2 separate regions of the Homo sapiens genome follow, and region 1 is linked to region 2. A link is a loop called in an ENCODE intact Hi-C map of the cell type or tissue named here. Cell type or tissue: B cell. All regions are shown on one strand. Links, peaks and the distances in the headings refer to the core of each region. The heading gives the core; the rest is flanking DNA.

What was found. A loop is a pair of places that touch in the nucleus more often than their neighbours do. Peaks named below come from ENCODE experiments on the same cell type or tissue, not always from the same donor. Only the 100,000 strongest peaks of a DNase experiment are listed, where the experiment ranks them.
Region 1: it touches region 2 in a loop (2.9-fold over the local background); 5 of 110 quality-filtered maps call a loop at or near these places.

The regions. Positions count from the first base shown.
Region 1 is chr10:49,174,359-49,185,058 of GRCh38, forward strand. All of the region lies in intron 1 of TMEM273 (transmembrane protein 273), which reads right to left. Among named protein-coding and RNA genes, the nearest start is that of TMEM273, 8.7 kb to the right of the region's middle. RefSeq lists enhancers at 518-1,019, 1,020-1,519, 3,005-3,344, 5,921-6,000. In B cell, for the core only: no CTCF peak of the experiment used is centred there; DNase peaks (open chromatin) are centred at 3,213, 4,899 and 6,083; H3K27ac peaks cover 4,488 bases.
Region 2 is chr10:49,253,488-49,262,815 of GRCh38, forward strand. No RefSeq gene overlaps it. Among named protein-coding and RNA genes, the nearest start is that of C10orf71-AS1, 41 kb to the right of the region's middle. RefSeq lists an enhancer at 980-1,508. In B cell, for the core only: no CTCF peak of the experiment used is centred there; DNase peaks (open chromatin) are centred at 1,294 and 3,804; H3K4me3 peaks cover 843 bases; H3K27ac peaks cover 476 bases.

The sequences.
Region 1 (10,700 bases), core at 1,126-9,125, 78 kb before region 2:
CAGCCCTCTCTCTAGCAGAATGCAGGGGCATAGGTCATGGGCCTTGGCTACACAGTCCTCCTACTTCCAGCATCGCTCGGCTCTTGCCGGAGTCTAGACACTTCTAGACCATGACTTGCAGAAATCTCAGAGTCCCCATCTCAAACCCCGGAACCACCTGAGATTTCTCTTCCTCAATCACCCTCCAGTCTTATCAGAGCATGACTCTAAACAGGACGTCTGCAGACCCCTCCCATGCCGCTTGTGGTCCTTGCTTTCTGTGCAAGGAACTAGGCTGGGGCAGAACCCAAACCTACCTGGCAAAGCTGTACAAAAGGAACACACGGGAAAAAGGTGTGCAAAGCAGTGGTGGGGGGTGGTATGAGGGGGACTCTGGGAGCTTTTAGACAACTCCTTGATTTCCATGGACCGCCCCCCATCCACGGAAAGACAATATGCGTGGTGTCAGAGCAGACCACTTGCTTGGCAACTCCAGCTCAGGACCCCTGCGACCCTGACGCTAAGGCTTCTGGAAGACAGGCAGTGATTAAGGAATTCCACATACGGCAGTCCCTGCTAATGCGTGAAAGTACAGTGATTAGCCAGCCAGGTGGGCCAAGGCGGGCACCTAACCCAGCCTGGGAGTGTCACAGAAGCTCCCCCGGAGAGATCATTATTTAAATTAAAAACAAAAGGACCAGTTGGAGCTAATAAAGTCTCGGTGAGGTGGCAGCAGGGACTGGAATGGAATGTGCCCAGACAGGGAATGTGACCAGGCAGAGGACAAGGTACAAGCAAAAGCCAGGCGATTCAAGGAGGTACAGAGGGCTTGAGGGCTAAAGAAGGAAGCTGAGCAGGGTCAGAGCAGCTGGGGATACTGGCATAAGATGTGGCCGGCACTGTGGACAGATAAGGTTTTCAGAAAAGCAGAGGGGAGAGTCCTGTGGCCACCCTGCTCCCAGAGGTGGGAGTGCTTGGCCACTCATATCTTGCCTGCTACAATGCCTCTGTGCCTTTTCTCCTCGCCGCACGCCACCCTGGGCAGGAACGAGAAGCAGGAGGCCACGGAGGGCCATGCAGAGGCCACCCCAGGCTGAGATGCACCAGGGAGCTTGCCTCTAGCTTCCAGAAATAGCATCATAATTAAGAGGGAAACAATAACAGCGGGTGACCAGGAGGTATCAAAACTGGTGCCCACTTTGTTTTTCTTGAGCACTCTTTGCTAATTAATTCTTAAAGATTCACACAGTGGGATTAAAACACTCAGCTCACAGAAGCCAAACTGATCAATACCTTTTCAGGCTAATGGAGGGGTGGAGGCGGAGAGCTGGCCTGGGCCTGAACCAGGGCTAGGAGCTCCTCCAAGGGGGCAGGGCCCCCCCCACCTGGTGTCCCAGGTCCATTCTGACCAGGAGTGGTGACACATGTGAGCACTGAGCCACACCTGGGAAGGGGCTGCTGAAGCCTTGAGGAAGACGGGGGTTCTGGAACAAGGAGGAGCCTGAGGCTGTCGTGGTTGGGTGGACAGTGGTATCCAGGGAGGGCCAGATCAGAGGCCCCACAGCCGGACACCCAGCCGACCCTACTCACTGGAGAAAGGACTTGCCCCACCTTTGAGCCTCTCTGTGGGGATCTGAAACCTCACCATGACTCCCATGGTGGGTGGGAGGGAAGGGTATTTGAAACCAAGAGATCTGAGTCCCCATTCTGCCACCCATTGTCAGCCTGTGGCCTTGGACCAGACACAACATGGCTCCCAGCTCAGTGGCCCCATTGCACACAGAGCATGGCTGGACAAGTCCCCGGAAGGAGTGTGTGCACAGAGTGAGGTGCAGGCAGCAGCTGCCCTTCCACAAGCAAACACGCCACCACCTGAGATGGGTGTCTGCCACTATCCTAGGGGCCATGAGTGAAATGGGGAGCCAAGCACACCGGGAGGCACTCTGGGAAGGTGCTCAGGTCAGAAAAGAGGTGGCGCTCCCCAGCAAGGGCACAAGCCTCTGCTGTTTCGAGAAATGGCCAAACCAAGGCCTCCCATAGCCTGTACAATCCCAGTGAAGAGGGGCCTGGCCACTTGATGTTGGTGCTTCAGACCAGGACAGGCCTGTTTGCAGGAGCAACTCTCAGGGCATGCCTTGCAGAGAGAGCAGGGGAGGCTGGAAGCCGTGCGGAATAACTAATTAATGATGGTAAAGTATTGTGGAAGAGGAAAGCGTTGCATAACCGCTAAGTGGTGGGGTTATTATTATTCATGCAATATTCATACTGTGCTCTTCAGCCTCTGGGAAGCATTGCTCTGGAGTCCTGAGGGACCTGACCGAGGGGAGTGCGCATCCAGGGAGCGGGGCTGTGGGATGACAGCTGTCCTGGACCATGGGAAAGGGGTCATGATGCTGCAGAGGAAACGGCAGCACACAGCCTGCACCGGAGCCCCTTACTAAACCCATCAGCCTCCACTTACCGGGACAGATCATTCGTAAACCCTGCGAGGCACCAGCATCCGTGCTAGGCATCTCCACTCTAGTTAGCTTTTTAAGACAATTCCTGACATTTGCAGAGCCTACAGCATGCCACATGTCTAAATATTTAAGTTATAGATCAAGCCCCACGCATGGTCCAGCCGAAGTCCCCCTGACCCCATGGCCCTGCAGTCCATTCTTCAGGGGCCCCTTCCAGAGGGGGAGGTGCAGCCCTGCTGCCTGCCGCCAGGGGAGGCAGGGTCAGATGGGTAGAGCAGAAGGAAGCCAGGCCTGGCCTGGGCCACCTTGAACCACAGACCCTCCAGGACCAAGGATGGCTCCTGAGCCATCAGACTCACCAGCGAGTTCCCTTACCCAAGCCCTGGCTTTTCTCCTAGAGTTCTGGGCAATGCTCAGTCCCCAGAGGAAACCACCAGGTGGAGGGATCAGGTGCAGTTATCTGGGAATCTGGTCTTTTGGAAATTGAAATAAAAGCATTTCCTCCCTCCCTCTCTAGTTCCCAGGGCAGCCACAGGCTGTGGTTTCCCTGATTCGGGTCCTCACTTTCAGCTGCACTAAGCCATTGCACACAAACCTCCCTCTCTGTTTGCCTGAGTGCTGACCCGGTTCCTGAACTCTCAAAACAAGATAAAAAAGAAAAAAATTCTTCGCATTTGCATTTGTGTGTGTACGTGGGGTCCTGGAGCCAGTGTCAGGACAAGGGCCTCTCTTGGGGACAGTGGCCTCTTTTCATGGGAAAGCCCCAGGAAGTGACGTGACCTCTTCAGGCTCCATGCCTGAGCCTGAGTCACTGGCTCCGAGGAAGAGTCTCACAGCAGCATGGAGGGTGAACAGTCATTACAAACTGACCAAAGTATCTTAATGTGTCACATGTGACTCAACAATCAGGGCTCATCTGCGGTTTGGGAGGGTCTCTTTTCTTTAGGACTCTAGGGTTAGCTCAGGGAGCTCTGGCTGGGTCTGCTCAGCCCTCCTTGCCACACAGCCCTGGCCTTGCCTGTCCAACACTGTCTGCCAGTGGGGCTAAGCATGGGCTGGCCAGGAGCTGGGATGGACACCAGTTTACTCAGCCACACACCTTGAGCTCAGGCCACACACTGCTTGCCTCAGGGAAGTAGCTGTGAGAGATGGGTGCCCTGGGGCCTCAGAAGCCAACATGACCCTGCTGGTGTGGCCTGGGACAAATCCAGCCAGCCTCCCCTCTCCTGGACTATCCATTTGCCTTCTCCTAGTAAGTCTCCCTGCCTCCAACCCATCTGGGGCACTGCAGCCAGGCACTCTTCCTGTAAGGCTGTTTAAAATCCTACAGAATAAGGCCCAATGTCCTCCCAGGGCTCATCAAGCCCTCCTCTTTTGCTGGCCCATGTCACCTCTCATTCTCCCCTCTTGCACAACCCCTGTAGTCCATGCTGCCCTTGCCCGGGGCCTCAGCAGAGGCTGTCCTCTCTTCTTAGGATGGCACGCCACCTGTCCCATTCTTGCAGACTGGCTCCAGAGGCTGATGTTCCACTTCGGGCAATAATTGACTCAAACAAGTGCTAATTACTGAGCAGGTTCTAGAGCAATGGCCCAGCAAGACCAGATCTCTCCCCTGACGGTGGTGACAGTACAGAGGGGAGTGGGAGTATCTCTATGACCCTGGAGGGGAACAGCATCATCCCATGCAAAACAGATGACATGTGAGGAGGCTGGACAGTAACCTGATGGATGTTCCCTGAGACCAGGGAGCAGGAACAACAGGGGATGGCTCGTGACAGGTCTAGGAGGCCAGTGACATAGTAAACACTTTAGTACTTGCTGGCAGCAATAGGAAGCTGCTGAAGGATTTCACCTAGGCAGAGATGTACGCAATTAGCATTCAATAAGACTCCTCCTCCAGGAAGCCTTCCTGGATACTCTAGTTTGGTTCAAGAGCTTCTCCTTTTTCTTCTGTGAGTCCTTCGTCTCAGTATTTAACACACTGCATTGCAACTGTCCCCTGTAGACTGTCAGCTCCTCAGGTTGGAGCCTGACTTACTTATTTTCATGTGCCAGTAGACCTTGGTGAAAATCAATATTTGCTTAATCAAAGAGAAAGCTCTGGGTGTCTGTGTGTCCCAGTCCTCCAAGACAGCCTGTGGGTCCAGCTCCAGGTCCTTCACCTCTTGCCCTGAATAGTGACTTCTCGATAACATGGCCAAAGAGTTTGCAAAGGTGTGAACAGGGCTTGGCTGCAGCTGGGGTCCAGGCAGGAGTTCCCCAACTGACCATCTGCTTCACTCAGACAAGCAGGGGAGAGTGAGCCCAGTCCATCTCACTAAGAACCATTATCCAGTTATTTCATGGAATCAAATTTAATAAAGGGAGCAGTTCAAGCAATTGTGGTAGATAAATGAGGGTCTAGATGTGACAACAATGCTTATAGTGACTTTAAAGAGGAAGTGGAGATAGTTTAATTTGGGAGCTAGTGAAAAGGTCTGCTGAGTATGTGTTGGCCTGTGGGGCTCGGCTTTATAGCCGCCCAGCTGTGGCCCTCATCAGGGATTGAGGATCAGAGACTCCCCAGCAGGCATTCTGCCTTCATCCCCACTCCTTCTTTCACCCCATGGGGAAGACTCCCTTCAGGGGCCTCTAGAATCAGGACTGTGTGTCTGAGGGAGGTTTGCCAGCCCAGGGTCCCTCCCCAAAGAGCATTACTCCAAATCACCCATCCTCCAGAACTCTTTTCAAACTTACTTTTCTGGAAAGATGAAATAGGTTTACTTTTCCCTATTCCTCTCACTAAGCATAGCTAAAATCCCTAAATATTATATTAAAAAAACAAATATAAAAAGACCCCCAAAAATGGAGAGAAGAAGGCAGACTGGCTAGGCACCTTCAGAACTCAGGAATAACAGGGCAGTGAATTTCTGGGTTTTCTTTTTGCCTCAGATGTCCCAGATGGGAATTGGAGAAGCTGGCAACCCTGTAATGCCAATGGGCACAAACACAGAAGCCCCAAGAAAAGCCAGCTCCCACGAGCCAAAGACTGGGAAAGGTGCAGCCTAGGAAGACAAGACTTTTAGGTGATAACCACTCCACAACGGTCAAACAGCACAGAAAAAACTGTGCCCTCACCCCAAGCCCCACCCTCATCAACAGAGGCCGAGTGGAGACCTGGGCTTCCACGCTCACTGCTCAGTTATAAGGAGCCCCCACTCCCCAACGAGGGTGGTGTCAGAGGGTCACATGGGGAAGAGAGGGCTTCATGCCCAATGAATGAAAAAGTCCCCGCCCCCAGGGGTATCAGTGGAGACCCTGTGGGATCCTGCTCTTTCACCTGCTCCTGGCAGTGACAAGGTGCCTCTCACCCTTCCTGCTAGGAAAGAGTCAGGACGTCCTACACTGCCCAGCCACCACGAGGCTACCCCCACCCCACAGTGTCAGCAAGGGACACATGAAGAGCAGTGATGAGCCTGGGTACTCCCAGCAGGGTGCTGTCTGCAAGTGCTAAAGGGGAAGCCCACCCAAGCCCGAGGCTGACGTTCCACTTCTGGCAATAATTGACTCAAACAAGTGCTAATTACTGAGCAGGTTCTAGAGCTATGTCCTAGAACCTAGCCTGCACCCCACCCCACAGTAACACAGAGCCCTTCTCCCATCAGGTGTCAGTGGTGGCCAGAGAGGATGTCAGGCTCCACCCCCCTAGCAATTATGAGGAAATGCCCCTTTTCTCTCGACAGAATGATATCTGAGGAGGCCTGTTAAAATTGAAGACGTCAATAAGATTCAGAGTTTCATAACATCAAATCCAAAATGTTCAGGTTTCAGTGGAAAATTATTTGTCATAGCAAGAACCAGGACAATCTCTATTTGAATGAAAAAAAAAATCAACAGATGCCATCACCTCGATGATACAGAGTTAGAGTCATCTGACAGAGGTGTCAAAGTAGCCATAAAACTGCTTCCATGAACAATTGTGAAAACTTCCTCAACTTCACAAAGAATATCTGCAAAAGCACCTACAGCTATAACCAAACTTCATGGTGAGAAACAAAATACTTTTCTACTAAGATCAGGAACAAAGCAAGAATATCTACCGTCACCACACCTGTTCAACCTAGTACTAACGTTCTTGTCAGCCTAGTAAGATGAGAGGAAATAAAGGCATACTATTCAGGAAGGAAAAAATAAGACTAACCCTATTTGCAGAGAACATGACAGTCAACATAGAAAATCTCGAGAGATCTGAAAAATAACTCTCTTTAGAGTATGTGGTGGTGGAATACAATAAGATTAACATATGCAAATCAATGATGTCTCCATATGCTCACAATTATACACAGAAAGAAATACTTTAAATACAACACAACTTACGATCACTCATAAATTATGCAGGTGTAAGTCTAATAGCACAACCTTGAAGAAAAAAATCCAGAAGGATCTTAATAAATGGAGACACATACCAAGTTCATGGAAAAACACAACATGATAAAGATGTCAAATCTCCCCAGATTGATCTATAGGTTTAATGCAATTCCCATCAAAAGCCCAGCAAGACTGTTTTTGTAGATGTACAAAAGATTATTTTAAAATTTACATGGAAAGATAAAGGAAAGAGAAATGCGAAAAATCTTTTTTGAAAAGGAAGAATAAAGTAGAAGAAATCACTCTACTCCCTTGAGACTTAATATATTTACAGAAATCAAGACTGTGTGGGATTGGCAGAAGGACAGACACATCAGTGGAAAAGAAAAGAGAACCCCAAATTAGCCCCACCCAAGTATGACCAACTGATTTTTGACAAAGGGGCAAAATATATTCAATAGAGGAAGGATCATTTTTTCAACCAACAGTGCTGGACCAATTAGATATCCAAGGTTAAAAAATTACCTTGATTAAATTCATACTTTAAACAAAAAGAGCTCAAAATTGATCATAGATTTCAATATAAAACATAAAACTATGTAAATTTTAGGGGGAAATCTTGAGATCTTAGAGTTTGGTGCAAACTTCTGAGACATGCTATCAAAAGCACAGTCCACGAAAAAAAAGATTAATAAGTTAGGCAATTAAAATTAAACATTTTTGTTCGTAAAAGACCCTGTTAAGAGAATGAAAAGACAAACTATAGACTAAGAAAATATTTGCACTCCACATATTTGACAAAGGACTAATATCTAGAGTATATAAAGAACTCTTAAAATTCAACAGTAAAAGAAAAAAGCAAGCAATTCATTTAGAAAAATGGGCAGAAGTCATTAGGGGAACTCTTGCCCTATCAGGAAGTATCTCTTGCCTACCTGAGGTTTCAGCCTCTTCCTTGACCTTCTGCTGACTTGCAAGAGACCCTGGTGTATTCGTTTTTTGTTACGTTTGTAGAGATTTGTTATGCAGCAAAATAAAACAAATGTACCAAGGATTCTTCCTTACTAACATTCACACACCACATAATTCTGAACTATTGTCTTGGCAGGAACTTGGAACAGGGGAACAGCTGTCAGGAAAAATTTTTACAAAGATCTCAGGGACTCAGACCCAAGGAATAAAGTGATGACTTTGACTTGTAAGATAAAAACGAATTTAATTCTCTTTACCCGGGCCTCTGCCATCTTTTCATTATAAATTAAGGGAGAAAAAAAAAGACTCTGCTCTCTTCAATAACTCTGGCTCCTTCAGTGAAGAATGTTTTAGGCCCTGGAATGTAATTAAAGTGATATTGTATCTCTCTTATTATCATGATTATAATAATACATAGATTTCAGCAGATGCTTGCCAACAGAATTAAAACTGAGATAGATGGCCGACATTTTGGATGGAATTAGAGTCCACAGGAATATTTTATATGACAGCTTTTTTAAAAGGAAGATGCAGACCTCTAATAAAATGCCTAGAAATTTCACCAGATATTTTCAATAGCTAGTCTTAGATCAATATTTTAGCAAAATTTAAAAATACTGATTGGTTGATATTTAAGTAGAAATTTATTTAGAATTGTGACAACCATAATCCAAAACCTAGTTTTAAGGTTTTTTTAATCAGGATGGCAAAAATACATCAGCCTTCCTCAGGCATCCCGTGCCTCTAAGTGTAGACAGCTGAGAAGGACAGTGTTGGCCATGCAGTCTTCTGGAAGGGAATGGATATCCCGAATCAAATCACCAGGGGCTATCAGGCAAACCCCAAGATGAGGAATGTTCTGTGGGGAAAAAAGGTGGGGTTTGAAAGCTGTGCGCTTCAAAAATATCTTTATCATGAAAGACAAACAAAGGCTCAGGGGCTGTACCAGATTAAGGAAGGCTAATGTGACACAGTTGGTCACCCCCGCCATACCTGTCCTAGATTGGTTCCTGGCCTGGACACAAAACCAAGGCTATAGAGGACTTTATTGGATCCTTTGAAAATATTAGAATATGATAAATAGATTATATAAAAGTATTTTGTCAACATTAAATTTCCTAAAGTTGATGATTGTACTGTGGTATATATATTCTTAAGAAATAAACACTGATGTATTTAAGGGTTAAAAGAAACTCCATGGTATACAAAATTTACCTCAATTGTTTCAGGAAACAAATTGTGTGTGTGTGTGTGTGTGTGTGTATAGAGAGAGAAAGAGAAAGAGGCAATATATTATCAAGCAAATAAGATAAATTATTTAAAATAGGCAGTCATATGAGTGTTCTTTGTACTATTTTTATTCTTATACTTTTCTTGAAAGTTTGAATTATTTTGAAATAAAAAAATTTTTTAAAAAGTTAAAAAGTCACTTCAGTTTTTTCAATGTCCTTTCTATTCCTGACTAAGAAGCAGTTTGGCATTAGAGCTAAAAATTCAGCTTTGGGGCATCAAAATGCCTCAGTTTGAATCCCAACTGGGCCACTCACCTGCTACTTTAATCTCTCTGTGCCTCAGTTTCCTTGTCTGGAAAAATGGGCATGACTACAATAAGAGTATCTGCCTTGGGGCTGAGAAATGAACAGGGTCCACGTGGGAGTGCTGAGAGCAGCCTTGGCCCACGGTCGGCTCTCAGGAAGTGAAATTTTATCACACTTTCCAGGAAAGAGTGTTACATGTAAGAGGAAGTGAATTAAGGGCCAAAATGATTCTAGCAACAACAGTGACAAGCAGTAGATATTTCATCTATCAAGATTAGTCAGCTATAGCAAAAAAAAAAAACATTGTGGCATGATTCAAAGAGAGACAGATGCAAAAAGTGGCACAGAAGATGAAGCCCATTAATGGTTCAGACATATTAAATGGGTACAGAATAGACATAGAATATGTTTGCAATATAGAATCATTGCAAAGCAAAGAAAGGAAAGATCATTACACAGGTGATATTGCAACAACTGATGTCCCATACAGAAAACATTAAAATTAGATCCTTTCTTTAGGCCGTAAATAAAAATAAATTCCAAATAAATTAAAGACCTAATCATAAAAAATGCAACCACTTTAAAGTAAAAATAACTTTTTAAAATGCTTCTTAACACAGAAAAACCAAGCACACAAAAAGGAAAAGACCAATAAATGTGATTACATCACGCTGAAAGACTTCTCACAACAAAGGAAGCCACAAAGATAAAAGATAAGCAACATACTGAGAGAAGATATTTGGAACACATGAAACATACAAATAATTAATATCCAGAATACTACATAAAAGACCAATAATCAAATACAACTTGGGAGAAAGGTATATAAAATCAGAAATCTACAGAAAAGGAGAATGGGCTGTCTGATAATGCAGAGAAAGTAGTTATTCCTAGTAGTGATTAGGAACACACAAACTAAAATAAAAACTTTGAGATAAAATTTTATACCTCTCTAATTGTCAAGAATTGAGAAGTTGGGCAGTATCAAGTATTACTGAGTATGTAAGGAACAGATATGGCCACAACCCCCTGGTGGAGAGCAATTTGGCAATATCCAACAAAAGGAGAATTGACACGACATTTCCCCTGCCAGGGGTGTCTGCTAGAAAACCAGCTGCAGGTGGGTTCCAGGAGGTGGGGCGAGAGGGCTCATCGAAGCCTCAGCCATCAGGCTGCAAGTTAGAGACAACCTAAATTCTGACAGTATGGGAATGGATAAATAATCAGATAAATGGCAGTGTTTCTGTGGAAACTTGTAGAGTAGTTGGGATGAATGCATTTGACCCATATTATCAGAACGGGTAGATAATGCAACGTGTTCAGTATGCTATGGCGGATTCCTGCAGTTTTTAACAGCTGCAAAGTAACCCAGGAAGGAAGCACAGCCAACCCTGGGGTGCCTCTC
Region 2 (9,328 bases), core at 1-8,000:
CACCCTCCAGGGCTGGGTGGGAGGAAGGAGGAGGGGGGCGCAGAGGCCTTCTACTGTTGTACCAGGTTTCCTGTGGTCTCTACGCCATCCCCTCATGTCAGCTGTGTGGTTCTCTCTCTCTTTCTCTGTGTGTGTGTATGTGTGTGTTTCTGTGTATGAGTGTGAGTATGTGTGTGTGTCTGTGAGTATATGTATGTGTGTATGTGTGTGTGTATGTATGTGTATCTCTCTGTTTATGTATCTCTCTGTGTGTGTGTGTATGTATCTGTTTGTGAGAGTGTAAGTATATATGTGCATGTATGTGTTTCTCTCTGTGTCTCTATGTATGAGTGTATGTCCTTATGGATGTGTGTGTGTGAGTATATATGTTCATGTATGTGTGTCTTTCTTTGTGTCTCTGTGTGTTTCTGTGTATGAGTGTGTGTGTGTCTCTCTGTGTATGTATGTATGTCAGTATATATGTGTATGTATGTGTCTCTCTGTCTCTGTGTGGATCCTTCTCTGTGTGTCTCTGTGTGTGTGTCTCTGTGTGTATCTCTGTGTGTCTCTGTGTGTCTGCGTGTGTCAGTCTCTCTGTGTGTCTCTGTGTATGTCTCTGTGTGTCTCTCTCTGTGTTTCTGTGCTGTGCCTCTGTGTGTGTGTGTCTGTGTGTCTCTCTGTGTCTGCATGTGTGTGTCTCTCTGTGTGTGTCTCTCTCAGAGTGTTTCTGTGTCTGTGTCTCTGTGTATCTCTGTGTGTGTGTGTCTGTGTGTCTCTCTGTGTCTGTGTGTCTGTGTGTCTCTGTGTGTGTCTGTGTGTGTGTGTCTCTGTGTGTCTCTCTCTGTGTGTCTCTGTGTCTGTGTCTCTGTGTGTCTCTGTGTCTGTGTCTCTGTGTGTCTCTGTGTATGTGCCTCTATGTGTCTCTCTGTGTCTGTGTGTCTCCCTGTGTCTGTGTGTGTGTCTCTCTGTGTGTCTGCATGTGTCTCTCTCTGTGTGTCTCTGTGTGTGTGTCTCTGTGTATGTGTCTCTGTGTGTCTCCCTGTGTCTGTGTGTCTCCCTGTGTCTGTGTGTGTGTCTCTCTGTGTGTCTGCATGTGTCTCTCTCTGTGTGTGTCTCTGTGTCTCTCTCTGTGTGTCTCTGTGTCTGTGCCTCTGTGTGTCTCTGTGTGGATGTCTCTGTGAGCGTCTCTGTGTGTCTGTGTGTGTGTGGCCTTTCCTCCCCAGCTGCTGCCCCTCCCTTCGCCAATCTGCCACCCCTGCACCCTCCAGGGCTGGGTGGGAGGAAGGAAGAGGGGGGCCAGGTTTCCTGTGGTCTTTTGACGCCGTCTCCTCACGTCAGCTGTGTGGTTCTCTCTCTCTTTCTCTGTGTGTTTGTATGTGTGTGTCCAAATGTGTGTCTCTCTTTCTCTCTCTCCCTGTCTCTCTGCATATCTCCCCTTACTCCCTGCCCTTGGGCATGCAGTCTTTGGAGTCCCCTTCACTGGCTGGAGCCTCCGCCCTGCCGCTTACAGAGGCACCCACTGCCCTCCACCTGCACCGCCCCCTACTCCAGCAGGCGACTGTGTAGTGAGGGGCCTCTTCCAGACCCAGGGTCCTTTCAGCCTGCAGGAAAGCTCCACTCTGCCTACTCTGGAGGTGCTTTGCTCCCTACTGTGCCTCCTCTGTGCTCTGAGAGGAAACAGCCTCCAGAGCCGCCTGGGGAGTCGCTGACCGAGCTCTGCAGGACTTTGCCTGAAATCCTTCCCTGCTCTCTTTTCTCTACCCCCACTGGTTTCTCCTGGGAGCGCTTCCTTAACAAACCCTCATCTCAAGGGCTGCTCCGGGAGAACCTGACCCAAGTTCTGAAGGTGAGAATGGAAGCCCACATGTTGGGGACCTTGTCTTGGACGAGAGCTTGGAATAAGGGGACCAGGTGTGGATCACCTGTTAGATGAGGCTCTCACACGTTGTCTCATTTGATCTAGGCAAAAACCCCATGATTAAGGAATTGTCTTCCCATTTGGGACTCATTGTGAAGTTAAGGATTTTTCCTAAACCCGGGGTCCCAGGTTAGCAGCATCTGTATTGCCTGGAAGGTCGTTGGAAATGCAGATTCTCAGCCCCACCCCTGAATAGCTGAGGCACTGGGCTTTGAGAACCTCTGCTCCAGATCCTATACCAAGCCTGTGGAGGGGCCAGAATCGAAACCCGGGCCTAATGCCTGGTTATGTCCACTGAGATGGAAAAGCATGATGCAAAATTAACTATACCATATAAACCCAATTAAAGCAGATCTGAGAAAGGAAGGCAGATAAACGTGAAAGAAAGAGCCATTATGCTGTCTCCAATACCCCATCAGTTCTAAGATTCTACGACCATTTAAATATGTCTAACACATGACTGCCTATGTTGCACAGATCCAAGATTCCTTGAAAAGAAATAGTGGATAATGCTAAGCAAAGTTGAGTACTTTACCAAGCCCTGGAATGAATTAGCTAAAAATATCGAGTGTAGTGTAGACTAAGGGGTGTCATGTTCCTCCAACATCAGAAAAAGTCATCCAGAAACAAGAGCCATTGCAAAGGAGGGGGGCTTTCTGAAGACAGAGACAGGATGAGTCAAAGGGGTTGCCTGGGGTATGCTTAAGGAGGTGCTCATTCTGAGGTGTGAACCCCGTCCTTGCACATCCCAGAGAGTGGTGCCTCCTTAAGAGTGAGCACTTTCTCAATTTTGCAGCCCAGGTACCCTTACACTAGTCCTGTCCTTGGAGCAATTGCACAAAACTGTCAATGACAAGGAGATTCTAGACGTATATAGAGGCCTATTGTGAGTGTCACACAGAGAGAGAGTAGCCACACAGTGGATCCCTAGTGGAATATTTCACATCAGGTCTTTCTATAAGACCTCAGCTAATGCAGAATGAACAAGGTTGGAAACCAACTAAAACATTAGTGTACAGAAGAAGGGAAGTCATTAAAATGCAGAATTCCAGGCTTGGTCCCAGAGATTCTGCCCTCCCCGCCACCCCATCTGGAGTGGGGCTCCTGCTTTTGCCCCAGGTGTCTGTGGGAGATGGTCCCATGACCACACCCCAAGGAATGCTGCTCCTGAGCTGGGGAGGAGACCCTCAGCACCTGCTCCAAATTAGGCACACTCCATTGCAGGTAAGAAGTTTTAGATGGCTTCAGAAAAATCACGAAATCATCCATTGAAAAAGTAAAGCTCCAAGTGTTTTGAATACCCCAGTGTAGGCAGTTTCCTGGGAGCATGAATCTCCTGGGTGTTCCTTCTCAGAGGCCATTCAAACCAACCTGCCCCCATTCCCGTGGAGGAAGCAGTTGCCCACTGCTTTGTTGTTTTCTTGTCTAAAGGGTGCCCACTTCCCTTAGTGGGAGTTTCACCCATACACCCAGAAAGTCACACTCCTGGAAATAAGTCAGCTTTGGCCAAATTACAGAAATCAAGTGCTGGGAAACCAATGGGACCTTAAAGATTCCTTTTGTCCATTAGCTTTACCTAGGATTCGGTGGTCTTTTGGTATTAGTGCCAAAAGACAAAATTACAACAAATTTAGTTTGAAAATCTAATTGGCTTTTACTTGGAATTCCAGAATTGGACAACACTTCATTCCATAAATTAGAATGAGTGTTCTGCTGGGGATGACAGAGCAGAATGGTTAGTTTGTGGAAGGTGGGAAAAAGGAAATGGAGCCATCAAAAAAGCAGATCAATGAACAGCAGGTCACTACACTTTTTGGTGAACAGCAGATCACTTTTCTTGTAAAGAGGAACTTCATTATGACACTGACTCAGACAGACCGGGCTGTTTCTAATTGGTTGCTATGAATCTACTGTTTTTAGGCAAAACTGGTCTGTTTGAGGCTCTACCTGCTTCCTTAAAATTTTGGTGTGATTTTGTGTCACTTAGCATGAGTGACTTCATTTTGGTTTGGTCTGGTCTGCTGGGGCCTAGTCCAAAGCAATGGATTCCTGTAAACTTTTTTCAACATTAGTATTAAGTGGTAAGGAATTTATTATTGAACAGCACTATTATTTTGCTGTTCTTAATAAGGCATTGAACAAATTGATTTCTGTGTGAAAGCAAAAGAGTGTAGATAGTGCTGTCCTGACCCTTTGTCTTTTTCCTTGTCTACAGTAAATCTGACCAAGGGGCCTGCCATGCTCTTGGGGTGGCCCAGTCCTGCTGGCCCTGCCGGCCCTGCCAGTCATAACATCAGCATCCAGACAAGAGCCACGCTGGGCACTAGTTCTCACAATTGTCCTGCAAAGTAAATGTCGTCATCTGCACATGGCAGACCAGGAAACTGAGGCTCACCATATGAAAGGCTGACATCAGCATCACTGCCGGGATTAAACCCAGGATTCTCGAGCTCCCAGCCTGCACCGTTCCCTTCACTGCTCATCATGAGAAGCCTCTGTCAACAGCCCCCAAGGCTTTCTTGTGACAACAGGACACCGGCAATCCATAGGTATATCCAGAACCCTGGCTGGGTAGCTCTGTAGCTCCATGCTTTAAAACCACGAGGGCACTATGGGTCAGAAGCAGATCTGCCTAGAGATGCTTTGTCCACCCAGCAGAATGTCCCCAGCTCTGTGCTGGCTGAGCACTGGATCAAGAGTGGCCTGAGAACAGGGACAAACCTCCTGGTTAGCCTTGGCCCTAACCACTGTAGGCACTCCATAAGCAATCATTAAACACACAAGAACCTAATCTAATGCCAGGCGTTCTGCTAAAGGCTTGCTGTGTTATCTCCTGGAATCCTGTGGCAGAGATAGTGGTTGTCTACACCAACCATTATTCTTCTTCCCTCCTTAGTTGTACAGCCCCGGTATTTTCAGCTAGACGAAATGGCACAGGTCAAAATCTTTATTCACCTCTCTCCCTGCAGTTAAAGGTAATCATGTGTCCTATTCTGTCTGATGGAATGGAAATTAATTGTTTTGTGAGAATATTGGAAATCCCTTCAACTGAGAAGAGCAACCTTCAGTCCCCATCATCTGCCTCATTCCTGCTGCCAGCCTGGAATGCTGACATGATGGCTGGAGCTTTGTCAGCTATCTTGGACCATGAGGTGACCTTGAGGATGAGAGCTACATGAGGGGGCCAGGAAGAAAGAGGAGGGCCTGCTCCACAATGATACCATAAGGTTGCCTTTCTGCTGAGCTGCAAGGCTCCAAACATTTTTAAACCACTGAGATTTGGGATTTCTCTGTTCTACTGCAATTAAGCCTAACCCAAAACGTTCAATAAATGATCTCCGTAATCTTGAAAGGGTAGACTAGGAAGGTTCAGAGTTGATTGTGGAATTTTCTTACTCCTCTGCAACTCTGGCATTTGGGAGACTATAGTAAAGTCAGATAGAATCTTCAGGCACTGCAGAGCACCCTGAAATGTTCTGGAGATGTGTTCTTCTCCCAAGCAAGGGGAAATGATGGCTGGCTGGTAAGTGGTGTCCACAAACCTGTTGTTCACACCCTCTGTCTGCTGCCTGTGTGTGAACAGAAAGGCAAAAGACTTTCTAGGCTTAATCTTGAAGTAAAAAAGAAAAGATATTGAAATACCACCTTACACTGACTGCCTTCAGCTACAGAAGAATTAACCCCCATTAATCATTATGGTGATAATTGTACAATATATAAAATATACTATGTAAAGTATGCAATTAAATAATTGTCATTTCTCATAAGCTCTTATGGGATCATTTCAAGATAATAAGCGGGGTTAATAATGTTGTCAAATTAAACCTACATCATTTCTATGCCCATTGCCAAGGTATTTACCTCCCTGGGCCTGGCGTCCTCATCTATAAAATGAAGAACGTGAGCGAGATGCTCTCAGGAACCTTTGGATCTATGGATCAGGCAGGTAAACTGTGGCAGTTCTGGGCACTGGCAGAAATGAGGCCATTTCCTTTGCCACCTGAGATTTGACTTGGAAATCTGAGAAAAATCTTTACCATAATGAGAAAGTGATTCTGTCTCCCTCTTGGAGATACACAGCACTTTTTGCTTCCAACATTCAAACAAGCTCCCTATAGCAAAGGGAATCGAGTGGCATGCCCCAATCTTGCCGGGGTAACAGCACGTGTATAACAAGGGGATAAGCAGCCAAGGCTGCCTGTGGTTGGAGGGGACCGGCTGCCCTCCCCACACCTGCCTGGCTGTACCCAGGGCCGAGGAGAACCATACGTGGCACGTCTATAACCCACTCATGGAATACTGGAAGGGGCTGGACTCAAGTACCAGGAAATCAAGAAAAGTAAACCTTTTTTTGCCTTATTTGTCTGGTGATCGGATTTACTTTTTTGGTTTGGTTTTGCCTAAAATACAAGCACAAGGGATGGGACCTTGCAACAAACTATGCAAAGGTGTCTCGGAGCAACTTCCCCAAACCCTAGGCCTGTCTGTCCACAGGCTCTTGTCCTCCTTGCCCAGGCCCCAGCTGTGGGAAATCCCTTGGCTGGCCAAAGCTGCCAAGCCCTAGTGTGAACAGCAGGCCCATCCTTCCCTATGGTGTCCTCAAACTCAAGCCCAAGTTTGTTCTGCCTCATGGACAAGCCCCTGTCCCTCCTCTTGTGACCAGTGTCAATATTCCACCAAATGATGGGCTGGGTATTCAGGGAAAAAATGAAAGAGAGAGAAGTGCTGAAAATCCCTTCACCTAGGAAGAGCAGCCTTCAGTCCCTACCATCTGCCTCCTTCCTGCTGCCAGCCTGGAATGCTGACATAATGGCTGGAGCTTTGTCAACCATCTTGGACCATGAGGTAACCTTGAGAATGAGAGCTACATGAGGGTGCCGAGAAGAAAGAGGGGAGCCTTCTCCACAATGACATCATGGGGTTGCCTTTCTAGTGCTGGACTACCTGGCTCCAACCATCTTCTTTGGACATGAAAAACATGAATTGGATTTTGTTTTGCATCAGGGCCAGATGACTGTCATCCAGATGTCCCTCTTCATTGTTTGTGAGCACAGATGAGGGACAGTGGCAAAGGCTGGGATTCTTGAGTTAGGAGCCTTCCTTCTAATTCTAGTTCCTTCACATTCCTAACTGTTGCTTTTCTCTGTGTGAAATGGGAATGTGCTACTGACATTAATGAATATCTGTTAAAAAACCTACTACTTGCCAGGTGCTATTGCTGGGGTGGAAGGAGATTATGATAAGCAAGCCTGCCCCGGTGTGATGTTCAATGTGCTGCCCAGAACCCCTGAAGGGAGGACTTGCTGCTCAGAGGCTGGTGGGGGGTGTGAGTGGGCAGCCTCCAGCTGTTGGCCCCTTTAGGGTCCCATTGGCACAGAGTCACCTACCCAAAGGCCCACCCTTCTCAAGGCAGCCCCCATCCAATGACAGATCAAAGAAGCAGGATGACAAACTGGCCATATTAACCCAACTTAAGATGCCTCTGAAGGGCCGTGCTAGCCCCAGATCTCTCCATGGTATGGGCTGAGTCCCCGTTGGGCCTCCAGGAATCACAGCTTGATTTTCCCTCTGTCCACACATGATTCAAGCCCCTCTCTGCCATGGGGATTGGTCCCAAGGGCCCTCCTTAATATACCTTTTGCCCACCAAACTCTTTCTCAGAGTCTGCTTCCCGGGAAATCCAGCCTGAGATAAAGCAGCCTGCTCTCTCTTTGGCCACCAAGTTGAGGAGATAAATGATAAAGCAATTTTGTGAGGACTGTGTAGAGGAGCGAATGAGATGATGTGTGTGAAAGCACTTCAGCAACACAAAACTACTGTTGAAGCTGTGGGTTACCTTTATTTCTAGTGGTTTGGAGTGAGTTGAATTGCTTGGGAAAAAAAAAAAAACCCTGCCAATTTTCCTTCTCCATCTTCAAAGCCTGCAAGGCGTGTCTGACTCAGGCAGGGGTGGCAATGCCTAGGGCCTCTCAGGGAGAGGAGCTAAGAGGACTTCAGGTACCCTAAGAAAATCTCATGGCTCGTGTCTGCCAAACACCTGTCATTAGCGCAAGCCCAATTCCAGAGGTTGCAAAAACGAGAGAGCCGCGTGACCCCCAAGCCCAGGTGACAACTTTCCAAGTTCCTCTATGCTATAGCCAACAGTGCAGAAGCAGAATCCTTGGCTCCAAACCACTAATGAACTCCTTCTAGCTCCAGGTTTAATTAGTTTTCATTGCAATATTAATGATCCTAACAAACCATTTCAACTTTCCTGTTTCACAGTTGGATTTCTTTATTTGGCATTTGGTCTCTTTATAAGAAAATCCCACATGCATCCCCCTCCCCACTTGCCCCATCAAGAGGGAATAAGATCACATTCTTATTTTGCTTATCACTTTGGCCAGCCCAGGGACAGTAGCTTTAATAATTTTGAAACTGGGAACATTAAACACATCACAAACTGCCATACAAATAACATATAATATAACTCCAGGATTTTAATTACAGTGACTAATATATGTACCAATCCTAAAATCTCTGTAGTACCATTAGGCCACATGCATGGACATTATTGGGAGGTTTAAAATTTGCACAAGGTGTGTCATTAGTTGATCCAAGATCTTCCAGATCTAGTTCTCGCCTGGGACTCAGAATTCTTTTGTTGGGCACTTTGAACTATCCAGCCACAGGCAGTGCTATTTTCATTAGTGACAATGAAAAATGATTAAACACTTCCACCAGTTCAGATCAGTTTTTGTTGAGGGCAGGTTTGGCTGCATGGCAGAGCAAGTAAGCATTTGCTGGGGGATTCCACTGGCTCCTTATTTTCCTTGCCTCTTCAATGGAAGAGAGAAGAAACAGCAAACAGGAACTACGCCCTGCCTGCTTCCAGAAATTCTCTGACCTGGCCTCAAGGGCATGTGATCTGGATTTATGAGAGAAGTCACTAGATTTTAGATGCAGTGTCTTTCCAGGAAGAGACTGGAATGTGGGTGAGCTATCAGATGGTGACTGCTGGAAACTGAGTTGCGTCCCCCACAGGCCTCTCCAAAGAAAGGCCAGCAGCCTGGGCTCAAGGTCCAAGGATGTGCAATGAACTCACACTCAACACGACTGGCAGCACACAGCAGCCAAGCCACAAAGGGCAGCCGGGCTGAGCTTGCAGTGAGCGGCCAAGCTCAGAGGTACAGTCCACATGACCAGACCCCAGCAGGCAACCTGGAGAGGGACTCAGGACCAAGAAAGGCAAACTGGCCACACAGATGGGGTGAGGAAAGGGGCCAGTCTTGGACATTCACACTGAGGATGGAGAGCAAACCACTCCAGAGTCCATATGCTAGTAAGGAAGGAATTCCTTGCATTCTTCCAGCGCTTAGAAAGGGAAGGCTTTTACTGCCCACGGCTCAGGGGAGCAGCTTCAGTCAGGACCGTTGACATTGCCTCCTGAGT